Regions from separate parts of the Homo sapiens genome. Here all the other regions are linked to region 2. The links are chromatin contacts, found by Hi-C or POLR2A ChIA-PET in ENCODE. All regions are on one chromosome and are shown on one strand. Each heading gives the region's core, a stretch centred on a gene start or an enhancer-like site at or near the end of the contact. The rest is flanking DNA. Distances are from core to core; before and after follow the strand shown.

Region 1 (4,401 bases), core at 172-2,671, 360 kb before region 2:
CAAAAATGAAATGCAAAGACATAAGGTAAATTAAAAATAAACTTCTGCCCCAAACAAATGTGCTACTGTTTCATGATCAATTGCAAAATTAAGTTTCAAGAAAATCTTTTAAGAGTATACAATGAAACAAGATATGCTTCATCAATTCTTGAAAAATGTAATACTGAAATGTACTGGGAAGACATGATATGACCAATTATGGAACATAATGATCACATGGTTTCACATGAATGCCAAGGCAAAATTCGTCATTTTCAATTTCTTAAACCTTTTAAAAACATACAAATATTCAACACGCAAAATCTAATAAACCATTTTAAGTTGCTTCATGTCACACCACTAAAATGTTACCACATGCAAATAAACATTTTTTGTTAAGCCTTAACAATTCCTTACTTAATAAGCTAACAACAGGCTCTTGGTTCAAAAGGGCTGAAAGCGTGAGTCCTCCCACCCCAAAGAAATAATCTTAAAGCACAAAAGGAATTCAATAATAAAAGAAGTGGGACTGAGGGGCAGCATCAACACTAAACAAATGCTGATACATAAATGGAAGATAAAAACAAATGACGTCAGATTGATCAATGAACCAAAAAGGGAAACCAGGCTTAGTTAGGGATGGCTCAAGTGAAGGCTGCTAATATGGACTCCAGTTATCACAAGACAGGCGCCACGTAAGAATGAAGGCAATGAGATCAAGGGTCAAGATTGTATAACTTTGCAGGGGTCAGCTATCTCCTGTCCATTCCACACTGGTTACTGATGTCACTATGAAAAACAACTATCTTCCTTTTGGCACCTGGACAAAACACAGGATGCCTTTAGATGCTTAAGTCACAGCTCATCCAGTTAGATAAAAACCCATTATTTTATTTACGGATTTAAAAGTGGTATTAAAAAATCTGAAGCCATCATTTATGAATTCACCATTTTGGCTCTTTTTATGATTAGTCTAACCTAATCTTTCATGGACCAACTGGATATTTTTAGCTCATGCCATCTGCTGGAGCATTAAGTTCAGCAAATTGATAGTGTACAACAAAAAGAAGTGAATTCTCTTTATTTCACCTAAACTTAATTCTAAATTTCATAAACTATTGGCAAACAAATCCATCTTAACTCATTTATATGCTTTATGCTTCTTGTCCTTGGTCATATTTTTAAAAATAAACTACCACATTCCTGGGAGGGACAAACAGCATTAGCTATAAGGTTATTTTATGTAAGACCAGGAAAGAAAAAACACTGCCAATTAAATTATGACTCAGTGCCTTAAAGACAGTAAAGCATAGTGCAAGAATCAGCAACACTATAGCCCTTAGCTGCTTTGAAATTTCTTTGATCTGAGGACGTTTGGTAATTTTTCCTGTCTTCCGATATATCACAGACACGAGAGAGGCAATACTCTTGTACATGATCTCAGTAGCAGAACATAACATACAGCTTCCTCTATTTGTGAGTTACCTCTCTTAGCTTCAATAGAGCGGTCTGTTGATTTGCAAGGCAAAAAAAAAAAAAAAGGATTGGTTACTCTTCCAACATTTGCTCAAATACTAGCATATTTACACCCTATTGCTCCATTTCCCAGCCTCTTGATACTCAGTGCTCATTTCAACATGGAATCATAGTGTAATATTTAATATTTCTGAAGGCATTTAAATTAGCAAATACTCTCAGTATATACAGACCCAACAATTCACATTATTTGAGGTGAAAATATGTACAGCTAGATCGAGTTCAAGCATTCACAGGCAATAATAACCAAACTGCCACCAACTACAAGACCTCAGTAGATTGTGAGACACATTGTAACTTCAGACAATAAAAACTTGAGAAAAAAGTCACAGAAATGATAAAATATGACTTTAAGTTGAAAACTTCTTAAAACTAGTTTTAAAAGTCACCTTCTTTATTTTGATCTTTTTTCTCCTCACATTCCTCAAGCTTTAATCAATCACAATATGGAGCAGAGCTAACCAACAGACATTCCTTTTTATTTTTCTAAGGGAAGAAATGTTACAGATGGCAGACTATAAATATTATAAATTAGATTAATGGAAATATTTTATTGTGCTTTATTAACTATGCATATTGCAAGTACTTAGTTAAATGGCCAAAACTTCTATCATCCAGACAATTCCCAATGGTTCCTCAATACTGATCATCACCCAGTGATCCCATTCCATGAGGTGCTGCACTTAATTACTTCTTGCATCACCAGTTAATATGGGATACTGCTGTTTGTACAATGAATAATTTCAAGAAAAATGAAATTTCAAAATTTCAAAGGTCTCAAGGATATAGTCAAATTTACTTCTTTTCCAGTGAAGAAAACGAAAAAAACCGTAGTCAACTTTTCCAGACTCTCAAAACCAGTTACTAAGACTAGGTATCACTGTACTGATTCCCAGTCCTAAGTCTCTCCTACATTAACACACTCTTCACAAAGTCCCAGATAAAGGAACCCATTGTACGTACAAATTTCATAGCAAAAAGCTATTCGAAAGATATGCCCAGGTCCTAACCTCTGGTACCTATCAACGTGACATTACTCAGAAATAGGGTCTTTGCAGAAGTAATTAAGTTATAAATTTCAGACAAGATCGCCCTGAATTTAAGAGTGGGCCCTAAATCCAATGACCAGTATCCTTACAAAATGTAAAGAGAGGGAGATTTGAACACAAAAGGAAAGCCACGTGAAGATGAAGGCAGAGACTGTGGTTACAAAGCTACAAGCCAAGGAATGCTAAGGACTGTTAGCCACCACCAAAAGCTAGGAGAGAATCATGAAAGACTATTGCCACTTAGAGCCTCCAGTTGGAACTAACCTGCCAACATACTGTTTTTGAACTTCTGACCTTCAGAATTGTGAGAGAATGAATTTGTCAATTTTAAGCCACTAAAAAAAAAAAAAAAAAAAAAGAAACAGTACTTGACGATTTGCTATACTGTTAAATGTATGAAACCCTTTGCTTAACAACAAAAAACTAACTTGACACAGAACTCAGGAAAGGCAGAATCAGGCACTGGAGATAAAAACTACAGTCCATTTTCCTTTATGTAAGAGTCAAGTTTTACTAACTTTCTTAGTAGTAATGAAATATTTATCCAGGCTAAGGAATGAGTCACAATAGTAAAATTTTAAGTTTGAAGTTTCAATGATGAATTAATAAAAGTGCCACAGGATAGCCAAACTCCACACTTTACTGGGTGCCTTACTATCTACAGTGTTTTCCAACTGTTTTAGGGCAGAGATGCTCTTAAAAATTTATTAGCATCACCTTGGAACTAGTAAGAACTACAAAACTTGAGTCTCATCTCAGATCTACTTAATCAGAAATTTTGAAGGTGAGGCATAGCAATCTGCTCTAACAAGTTTTCAAGTGATTCTGATGATTGCTAAAGTTTAAGAAACACTAGTCTAAATTAATCAAATTAAACAAGAAGCAGATTACCTAAAGATGTCTAAAGTAGCAAAAACATCCTTGGAGTAAGTAACAGTTCAGCTTTTCAACTGTGACTGCTTAATAAAATATACCAAAAACCCCATGTACTGAACAGTATCAACCTAGCTTAAGTATTTTTTTGCAACAGGCACATGTAGATGGCGTAGTATAACTACAAGCCAACTGCCAACTATGATCTCAGCAAGATGACGACACCTAACACATCACTAATTCTGATTTGAACAAACCATGGTAAAACATTACATCCTGCAAATATATTACTTATTTATATTTTTGTATTTATATATATGTATATATATTTTATGAAACATTCCAAAAAATTACAAACTAAGCCTAAGAAAGGCAAAAAATCATTTTTATAAAATGAAAACCAGAAATCCCTACCTCAAAGCTTATGATCCCTCCCCAGTAAAATTCCAGCTTGGTTAAATGTTTAAAACAAAAACAAAATAGTAAAATACATGGATTAAATTATTTAAACCAACACTGGGCAGGGTATGATGCAAAACCTGGACATCATAAAAGTGGTTAATTCAATACGTGTACAAAATTCAAGTCTCTATGTAGCATGAAGTGTCATAAAGCAAAGAAATGTATGACAAACTGAGCAAAAATTGCAACTTATATCCAAGGTGCTAATTCTGTTATAAGCTCCTACAAATCTATAAGAAAAAGGCCAATCCACTATAGAAATATGGGCAAAGCATATGATGAAACATCTAATTCTATCAATTTTATAATACCGCATATTTGGTCAAATTTAAATTCTCTGAAACTAAGATGCATTTTAAAATAGCACCTTAAAAACAGCTATCAACTAGGTAGAAATCCTGAGAAGATGAAAAAAGCACCAGTCTCAGATTCCAAAAAGAAATACAAATGGCTAATATACAAAAATGTTCAATTTCACAGAAAATAAATGCAAATTAAAACC
Region 2 (4,243 bases), core at 677-3,176:
GCTGCATACAGAGCTCTGTGTATAGGCCCTGGAATAAAGAACCAAACAAAGCACACGGCCTAGTGAGGAAGCCTATTGTTACAATAATGTGGTCAGGGCAAGGTGAAGGTTAAGCCCAGCCAACTGAGGGGCACCCCATGCCATTTAGCACTTGAAGCCTTTCCATCCTTTAGTTCACTCTCACTGTCTACGGTATGACCTTCCTCCCAGACTATATCATGAAACCCCCAGGAGTTCTTTGAGGGTAGGGGAGTTCTTTGTCTTATTCACCACTGAATCCCAAGCACCTCACAATGTACTGACTCCTAACAGGCACCTGATATGCAATTGTTGGAGTAGTGAAGATTCTGCTGCTATTTAAGGGCCTAACACTGGACTTCTAAGGAGAACTACCTCCAGCCTCCTTGACTACTAAGTATGATTCTTGATGGGACCAGAAACAAGGTCCCCAGAGGATCTGCCCCTTAACATAAAGCCTGACAGTTTGAGAAGATGGAGCCAGGCTGCAATACAATGGATCATAACACCAGACAGTTAGGAGAGCTTTCAACTACTAGACCAATGCTGAGCAAACTAAACTAGGGCAGGAGCTACCGCATGTCATTCCTCTTCAGAAACACAACGCTCTGCACACACTGGGCATGAAGCACTATTATCAGACTGACCTGGAGACCCAGAAAACGATGAAAGGAGTGAGGGAGTAGAGGGTTTCCCTTCCCATAACCCACAAGGAAAGGAAAAGAGCAAACCGATACACTCTGCATTGTGTGCACAGGATTAAAGAAAAGGAAGCCCCAAGTTGGCCTTGGCTGGAGCTTGGTTCTCAGAAGGGAGAAATTCCCCGGCATGGGTAAGTAACACCAGGAATTGCCCCCACAAATGGTGGCAAACCAGGGCAACTTACCTGGTTGCCTCCAGGTGAGAGGGAGAAATCCGCATTCCCTCTCACCTGGAGAGGCCGGCAGCTTCTCCCGGCAGGCCGGCAAACTCTTAGGGGGAACTGAAGAGCAAACAGCATAGGATCCTGAAAGTGGACCCCCAGGGTATGTTTATGACAAAAGAGTCGCAGGGCAGGGGGACACGGTGTTCTGTGCTTCCACAAATCGAATCACTTCTGCACCTGTGTTTCACTTTTTCGATAAATGCCCCTCCCCACCTTACACATGGTAGGCCTGCAGTAAACACGTGTTGATTGAATTGAGCAAGTGAATGAGTGAACGGCTGCAGCGGACCCCCGAACTCCCCCAACTCGAACCACCGCCGCAGGTAATTCCACCTGGCCCAGGTTCCACCCCAGGGCTCGGATTCTCCCCCATGGCACCACCTTCCCGTTTCAGTCCCAGGCGTCCAATTGTTTGGCTCCACAACAGTGGCGAGCGGGCAGGCAGGTGGGGCTTGGCACCTTCTGCTCCCGGATCCCAGGGCTTCAGCCTCCAATCCAGGGCCAACCCCTGCCTTGGGGGGAAGGCCCCTCCCCAAAGGCTGACACCAGATGGCGCGGAAGAAAGTGGCGCCCGCGCAGACCCGAAAGTGCAGGAGGAGCGGCGCACCTGGCGGGGTCGCGCGGGTGCGGCAGCCGCGGCCACTTGGAGTGCGCGCCCCCCTCTCGTCCCTCCCAGCTCGGCCTCTCTGGGGGCGCGGGCCCGGGGCTGGCGGCCGCTCGGCCCGGCCCATCCCGCCTGGCCGGCGCCGCGGCCTCACCTCGCTCACCAGCCCCTGCCAGTCGCTCTCAGTCCGGTCGCCGTTCATGGCCTCCTCCTCCATGCGCTGGCCGGCCTCCTGGACCCCCGCCGCCTCCTCCTCCTCGCGACGTCGCGTCGCCGCCGCCGCCCGGGCCCCGCGCGGCCCCGAGAGGGCCCGGCGCCTCCGAGCCGCTGCGCCGCCGCCTCTCGCGGCCGCCAGCGCTGTTGACTCCACGTCAGCCTCCGCCGGAGGGAAAGGGAGGAGGGGCGCGGCCGCCGGGGCCGCAGACACAGCCCGGGCCGCAGCCGAGCCCCGCCGGGCCCGCCCCGCGCCCTCAGCCCCGCGACCTCGGGCTCCGCGCCTCCTGCCCGGCCTCTAGGCAAGGGGAAGCCAGGGTCTCAGCCTACAGGTCACTCCGGACCCCTCAGCGCTCTCCGCGCGGGAGGCGGGCCCCACGGGCAGGCCTGTGTCCCCCGCAAGAAGCAAATCCCCAAATCCAGTCCTTCTCCGACCACCATCACGACTCCCACGCCTAGAATGCAAGCTCCCCGAGGGCAGGGGTTTCCTTGGTTCGCAGATGTGCCTTTGGCAAGATCCTGGCCCATAGGAGATGCTCTACATATATTTATTGGACGAATATTTGTTGAACGCAAGAATGAATGAACCACGTTTTATTATATACTTAGCATTGTTTTTTAAACTATTAGTGCTTGCTTATATATTTTTTAACGTATCATTTGTCATTAATAGAAAGCAAATGTAAAAATTGAAAATAAAGCATTATTCAATTCTAAATAGGGCCAAAAACTCTGAGGGAGATGGTTAGCATGGGTTGAGAGAGGTGTCAAAGACAAATTGGCACTGGTGGCATTCCATGGCTCATGCCTGTAATCCCAGCACCTTGGGAGGCTGAGGCAGGAGGATCCCTTGAGGACAGGAGTTCAAGAGCAGCCTCGGCCACAAAGTGACACACCCCCTCTTTACAAAAAATAAAATAATTAGCAAAAGGGGAAGGCATTGGCATTAAGCTGAGACTTCTCCTAAGAGGAAAGACTGAAAGAGAATGACAGAGGGAAGGTGAATCACACACATAAGTCAATCGTATTCAAGGTGCTGTTCCTGTGACACCTAAAATCCCCTCTTGGACCACTATCAATAGTGAGCCCTCTGTACTCGCAGAAACGCTGTGTGTGGAGATGAGCAAGTAGGTTGAGAAGTTGTGAACCCATTGTACAGTTGTGGAAGCATCATTACCAACATTTATTTATAATTTTTAGCCCCTGTTGATCCTGGATCAACCCTGTGAAATGGATGTTATCCTCATTTATTAGATGGGGAAACTGAGGCCTGAAACGTGGAGAAACAGGGACTCAACTAGGACTTCTGGCTCTAGCATCTTGGAAATCTAAGAATGAAGTATCACCTTGAAAGTTTGTTCTTGGCCTTGTTTTGCACATGATAGACTGTTTGCAAAATGGCAGCAATCATTCCCCTTCTTTGTCCCTTGCCCTGCCACTGTCTCTTTCACTCTGTGCTCAGTCATGTAACTTGCTTTGACCAAAGCAACGTTTGTACATGTGTTACCAGAAAAAAAAAAAAAAAAAAAGAAAAAAAAAGGCTTTTAAAGCAATTGTGCATTAGGATTTAACTCTTGCTTCTGCTCTTGGAAACCATGTAAATAAGCTCCGAATAGCTTGCTGGTTAAGGTAGGATTCCCAACCAACAGTCAACCATCACCAGATGTGTGAGTGAGGCCATTGCCTGCCGCCCCCTCCACGCCCCCCCACCCCCACCCGCACAGCTGATGACAAGCACATGAGTGAGCCCAGCTGAGACCAGCCGAAGAACCATCCAGCTGAGCCTTGCTCAACTAGCTGACTCACAGCATCACATACTAAATAAGTAGTTGTAGTTTAAGCCACTAAGTTTTAGGGCGATTTGCTAGGTATCAACAGGTAACTGAAATGGATGGTGACACAACTGATGAAGGGCCTGAATGGCTTGAACTCTCCCTGGCAGCCCTTCAAAAAGCAATAGTCCCTGGCATCATAATCTAAAGAAAATTTTACAACGGACTGGCTGGCCAGGAGCTAAGAAAAGGAACCAGTATACTAGTCAGCACATTGGTTTTCTGCCTGTTGTATACAACTGCAGCACTCATCCTGGGGAAGTTCAATAACATTGCACACCATGGTCCCTGTCCTAGGGGGCTTGCAAACTAAGGTGCTAGAGAACAGCAGAAAAAAAGGTGGGGCTAGAATGCAGCTAAAGCTTCTGGTCTTCTGACCATTCTGGGCTGCCTAACTCATTATCTTTTTAATCTAAGGAGCTAGAAAGAAGGTCATCCTTGAGCTGAATGTCTAGAGTTAATTAACTCAGTGCCAAGCACTTGTTCCTAAGCCTGACGTCTCATGCCTAAAAAGCAAGGTACTGTCTGCCAATATATTGCCCTCTGGCAAACCATCTGTTTTCATCCTGACCTGTGGATAAATAGACTGTAGGAAAAGTGGGCAGAACTTGGTCCATCTGCCTTTCAAGCCTCCTTGTCTGCACCTTGCTC
Region 3 (4,012 bases), core at 1,113-3,612, 430 kb before region 2:
CAACAGGAAAGCCCCCAAAGACGGCCACCTGAATAGTTTTCTGATAAAATGCCTCCTTCCCTGCTTACCCCTCTCCCTGGCAGCTCTGTCACCCCAAAAGAATTCTGCCTTCCTTGATAGATTTGCTCACCTGGCATCACCACAGTAACCTGGAGGTTTGTTTGCTAGTTCTCAGCAACATAAAACAAGCTGCCACCCCACCCCCTACCCTCACCGGGGCCCAGAACAGATGGAGACAGCCCCTTGGGAAGCAGAGGGAGCCATAAGCTCATTGAGAAAAGATCACTCCAGCCACCTTGCCAACTCCTTGCTGTGCAGTATTCAGAAGTCTGAAGATGGAAACCCAAAACAGAAAGCTTTTGATTTCCAGATCCGCTGTGGTTGTTTCTCTCAAGACAAACCAAACTTTCTTCTGCATGTATTCCCCTATCATATTGCCAAGTCACAATTTGTCACTTTGAAAATATGGAATTTGTTGAACTGATATCATCCTATTAGTGACAAATCCATCTTTATTCATAAATACTTTCCGCCCAAGAAATAAGTTTTGTATTAATATTGTATTGGAAATTAGTTAATAGTCCAGATGATGTGGGGTGTTTTCCTTGTTTATAAATGAGGTGCATTAACACTCTCGTACCACTAGGGTGTCATTTAGTGAATGACTGCTCAGCTCTGCAGATGCAAGAGGCCAAATTCTTGTAGATGTGAATAAAAAATGATCATTTTGGCTAAAACTGCAGATGGGAAGCAGATGTAATGTACAGAGGAAGTCGATTTCATTCCATCTCTTTCCTTTATTAAGTCTGTTAATTTGTCTTATTTAAAAAAGCATTCTGAATGCAAACACGTGTTAACTTGAGGCAAAGTGAAAACCAATATCATTCCTGCCTTCAAGAAGTTTACAGTCTCAACAAGTGTTTGGTCTATTAGGATTTGGGGTTGCCACTATTACTTTGAAACTGTTTAAAAGTTTACATCTCATCGAAATCATAATTACCCTGGGGAAAGATTAAAATTAAGAAATTGTGAGACACGGAAATGTCAGGAGGGCAAAAGGAATGTATAACAGAAGAGGAAGTTACCTTTTGTGGAAAACACGTGATGCCAAGGCCAGGGAGGAGGGTGCAACAGTTAATGCAAAAAGAAACTGAGGCAGGGCCGGGCGCAGTGGCTCACGCCTGTAATCCCAGCACTTTGGGAGGCCGAGGCAGGCGGACCACTTGAGGTCAGGAGTTTGAGACCAGCCTGACCAACGTGGTAAAACCCTGTCTCTACTAAAAATACAAAAATTAGCCATGGTGGTGCACACTTGCAATCCCAGCTACCTGGGAGGCTAAGGAGGGAGGATCGCTTAGATCCAGAAGGTGGAGGTTGCAGTGAGCTGAGATGCCACTGCACTCCAGCCTGAGAGACAGAGTGAGACACTGTCTCAAAAAAAAAAAAAAAATCAAGAAAAGAAACTGAAGAAGAAATGAACCTCAAAACAGCTACAGCAGTAATAATAACAAATAACTTAGTGAATGCTTCTAACGTGCCAGGCATGATATACAGCACATAACAATCTCTTTTGCTTTGGGCTTCCTTGAGAAAAGGATTGGAGTGCAAGTTGTTTATTTGGGAGGTAACCCTAGGAAACACAGGTAAGGAAGTAGGAGAAATGAGAGAAAGAAGTGGAGGAGGCTGTAAGGAGTGCAACTCTGGGTAAGAAGAGTTTAGTTCTGCTTGGGACCCTCTGGGAGGCAGTGTGGAATGCACAGTCTAGACTGACCCTCCTGGAAGTGTGAGGGGCTGGGGTATTTGCTGATCTTCCAGCTCCTCAGTGGAAGGCTACTCCTAGGTGTTGGTCACTCCCGGGCACATCCCACCTGTGGCCAGCACAGGCAAAGTGGGGTCTAGCAGCCAGAGTAAGTCCTCGGGCAACGGGGTGCTGCTGCTGATGGAATCTGGGAAATTCATGGAAATGGTCATGCGTGGAAATGGTCAGGGTTGTGCGGATCTGAGTTGGGACCAACAGCATCTGCGACACAAACATTAACTCATTTAATTTTACCAAAACCTTATGAAGTGGGAACGATTACATTTCCAGTTTCTCCCAGGAGAACACAGTCTGAGAGTGAGGAGTGGCATCTGTTGTTTTTACCCAGCTAGTGTCGGTTCCCTCTTCTGGGAACAGCCCCCTGCTCTTCCTTTGAGAAACATTCCCTTCCCCGTCTCAGTGATCTGACCTCACTTTCTCACTCCAGGGATGTGCAGGGGACCCCAGGTGACCGGATGAGAGCTCTGCCTCTCCAGAGCCATAGAGATTTTCACCAGAGCCATAGAGAGGCGTGCTCTCTCTGCTGGGAGAGCAAGGCTGGGAGAATGTGTAAGCCTGGCGCTCTTCCAGGCCATTTGACTCCCACCGGAATGAACCCAGCTGCTTAAGAATGAAGCCAGCTCAGAAGGAAAGAGAGCCTGAGAGGAAGCACTGCAGATTCCTGACTTAGATCCTTTGAGTAACTGGATCCAGCCCAACCTGAAGCTAGACACCTCCCTGGACTTTCTAAGTGTGTAAGCCAATAAACGTCTCCTCATTATAAGCCAGTCTGAGGCTGATTTATAGAAGTTAAGCATTTTGGCCAAGATCGCACATCTAACAAGTGTGGAGTAATATTCAGATCCATACAACCCTAATTCCATATGTGCTAGGGTTCTTAACCACCATGCTGTACAGTGGCAAATAGCATCTATGGCTGGACAGAGCTCAGAGCCACATCCTTTCATTGCCTGGCCCTCACTGGGAGTCTCTTCCCTTCCAGAAGCAGCTGCCAATTTGTTTAACAGAGTAATTGATCAGGGTACATCTTGATTTTCTTTGTTTGTTTGTTTTTGACTCTCATGGAGGCAAACATCTCAGCTGTATTTGAATTGTTTGTTGCATCAAATCATTAAATGTCTGGACATGTCTCGATCACTTGGTGAAAGGCTGGAGTGGAGGTGAGAGAAAGTGTAAAAAGAAAATAGGGAATTAAGGCCAGGCACGGTGGCTCACGCCTGTAATCTCAGCCCTTTGGGAGGCTGAGGCAGGTGGATCACTTGAGGTCAGGAGTTCGAGACCAGCCTGGTCAACGTGGTAAAACCCCATCTCTACTAAAAATACCAAAAAAAAAAAAAAAAATTAGCCAGGCATGGTGGTGGGTGCCTGTAATCCCAGCTACTCAGGAGGTTGAGGCAAGAGAATCGCTTGAACTTGGGAGGTGGAGGTTGCAGTGAGCCCAGATTGTGCCACTGCACTCCAACCTGGGTGACAGAACAAGATTCTATCAAAAAAAAAAAAGAGAAGAAGAGGAAGAAAAAGAAGAAGAAGAAGAAGAAGAAGGAGAAGAAGGAGAAGAAGGAGAAGGAGGAGAAGGAGAAGAAGGAGAAGAAGGAGAAGGAGAAGGAAGAAGAAGGAAGAAGGAAGAAGGGGAAGGGAAGGGAATGGAAGGGAAGGGAAGGGAAGGGAAGGGAAGGGAAGGGAAGGGAAGGGAAGGGACGGGAAGGGAAAGGAAAGGAAAGGAAGGGAGAAAATAGGGAATTAAGACCTTCAACTCTTGCCCTTTTTCTGATGACCCAATCAGGAGATATTTCTGGACAACCTCTGTATTAGTCAGGACTCAGTTGCAAGTGACAAAAACCCAACTTCACTGGCTAAAACAAAACAAAAAAATTTTTAAGAACTTTAATGGTTTTCCTGACTGAACAGCCCAGGAGTAGGGGTGTTTTCAGGCAAGGCTGGTCTATGCAAATCTCAAACAGTGTCAACAACCCAATTTCTTGGCTTTGCTTGCCTTTGGGTTGACTTCATTTTCCATTCCACATGGAGCCTCCAACATAACTGGCTCACCTCTTCCTTTGTATCAGTGGTCCTAACAGAAAGAGAGTAGACAGATGAGATAGATGTGCATCTCTCTCTCTCTCTCTCCCTCCCTCCCTCCCTCCCTCCCTCTCTCTCTCTCAACAGTCCAGTCAAAAATCCTTAGATCCTAAA

Evidence for each region. Hi-C counts contacts between places; a loop is a spot of excess contacts on that map. ChIA-PET counts read pairs that join two places held with the same protein, here RNA polymerase II (POLR2A). Pooled maps may share reads with other maps.
Region 1: a map of endothelial cell of umbilical vein shows a loop between it and region 2 (2.8-fold over the local background). The contact joins the enhancer-like site here to the promoter of CCDC149 in region 2. A Hi-C loop is called at or near these places in 1 of 168 maps with a recorded cell type or tissue (endothelial cell of umbilical vein). POLR2A ChIA-PET finds 5 or more read pairs at or near these places in 2 of 52 experiments (PC-3 and PC-9).
Region 3: a loop to region 2 is called in a map of PC-3, with 4 times the contacts of the local background. The contact joins the enhancer-like site here to the promoter of CCDC149 in region 2. A Hi-C loop is called at or near these places in 16 of 168 maps with a recorded cell type or tissue (Calu3, IMR-90, PC-3 and 11 more), 1 of 37 single-sample maps with no recorded cell type and 24 of 50 pooled maps. POLR2A ChIA-PET finds 5 or more read pairs at or near these places in 2 of 52 experiments (MCF 10A and WTC11).

The regions. Positions count from the first base shown.
Region 1 is chr4:24,556,475-24,560,875 of GRCh38, forward strand. The region is part of intron 3 of DHX15 (DEAH-box helicase 15); the gene reads right to left. Among named protein-coding and RNA genes, the nearest start is that of DHX15, 26 kb to the right of the region's middle. Within about 2 kb of position 1,422, at least 2 of the 41 ENCODE cell types and tissues checked have a DNase peak (open chromatin) inside an H3K27ac peak, as active enhancers do; they include PC-9, where a contact is called at or near this core.
Region 2 is chr4:24,911,116-24,915,358 of GRCh38, forward strand. It overlaps CCDC149 (coiled-coil domain containing 149), which reads right to left and starts at 1,927. Exons shown (of 13, transcript NM_001395273.1): 1 at 1,702-1,927. The coding sequence starts at 1,749.
Region 3 is chr4:24,475,754-24,479,765 of GRCh38, forward strand. It overlaps LOC124900681 (a long non-coding RNA gene), which reads left to right. Exons shown (of 2, transcript XR_007058077.1): 2 at 2,247-2,582. Among named protein-coding and RNA genes, the nearest start is that of MIR573, 43 kb to the right of the region's middle. Within about 2 kb of position 2,363, at least 2 of the 41 ENCODE cell types and tissues checked have a DNase peak (open chromatin) inside an H3K27ac peak, as active enhancers do.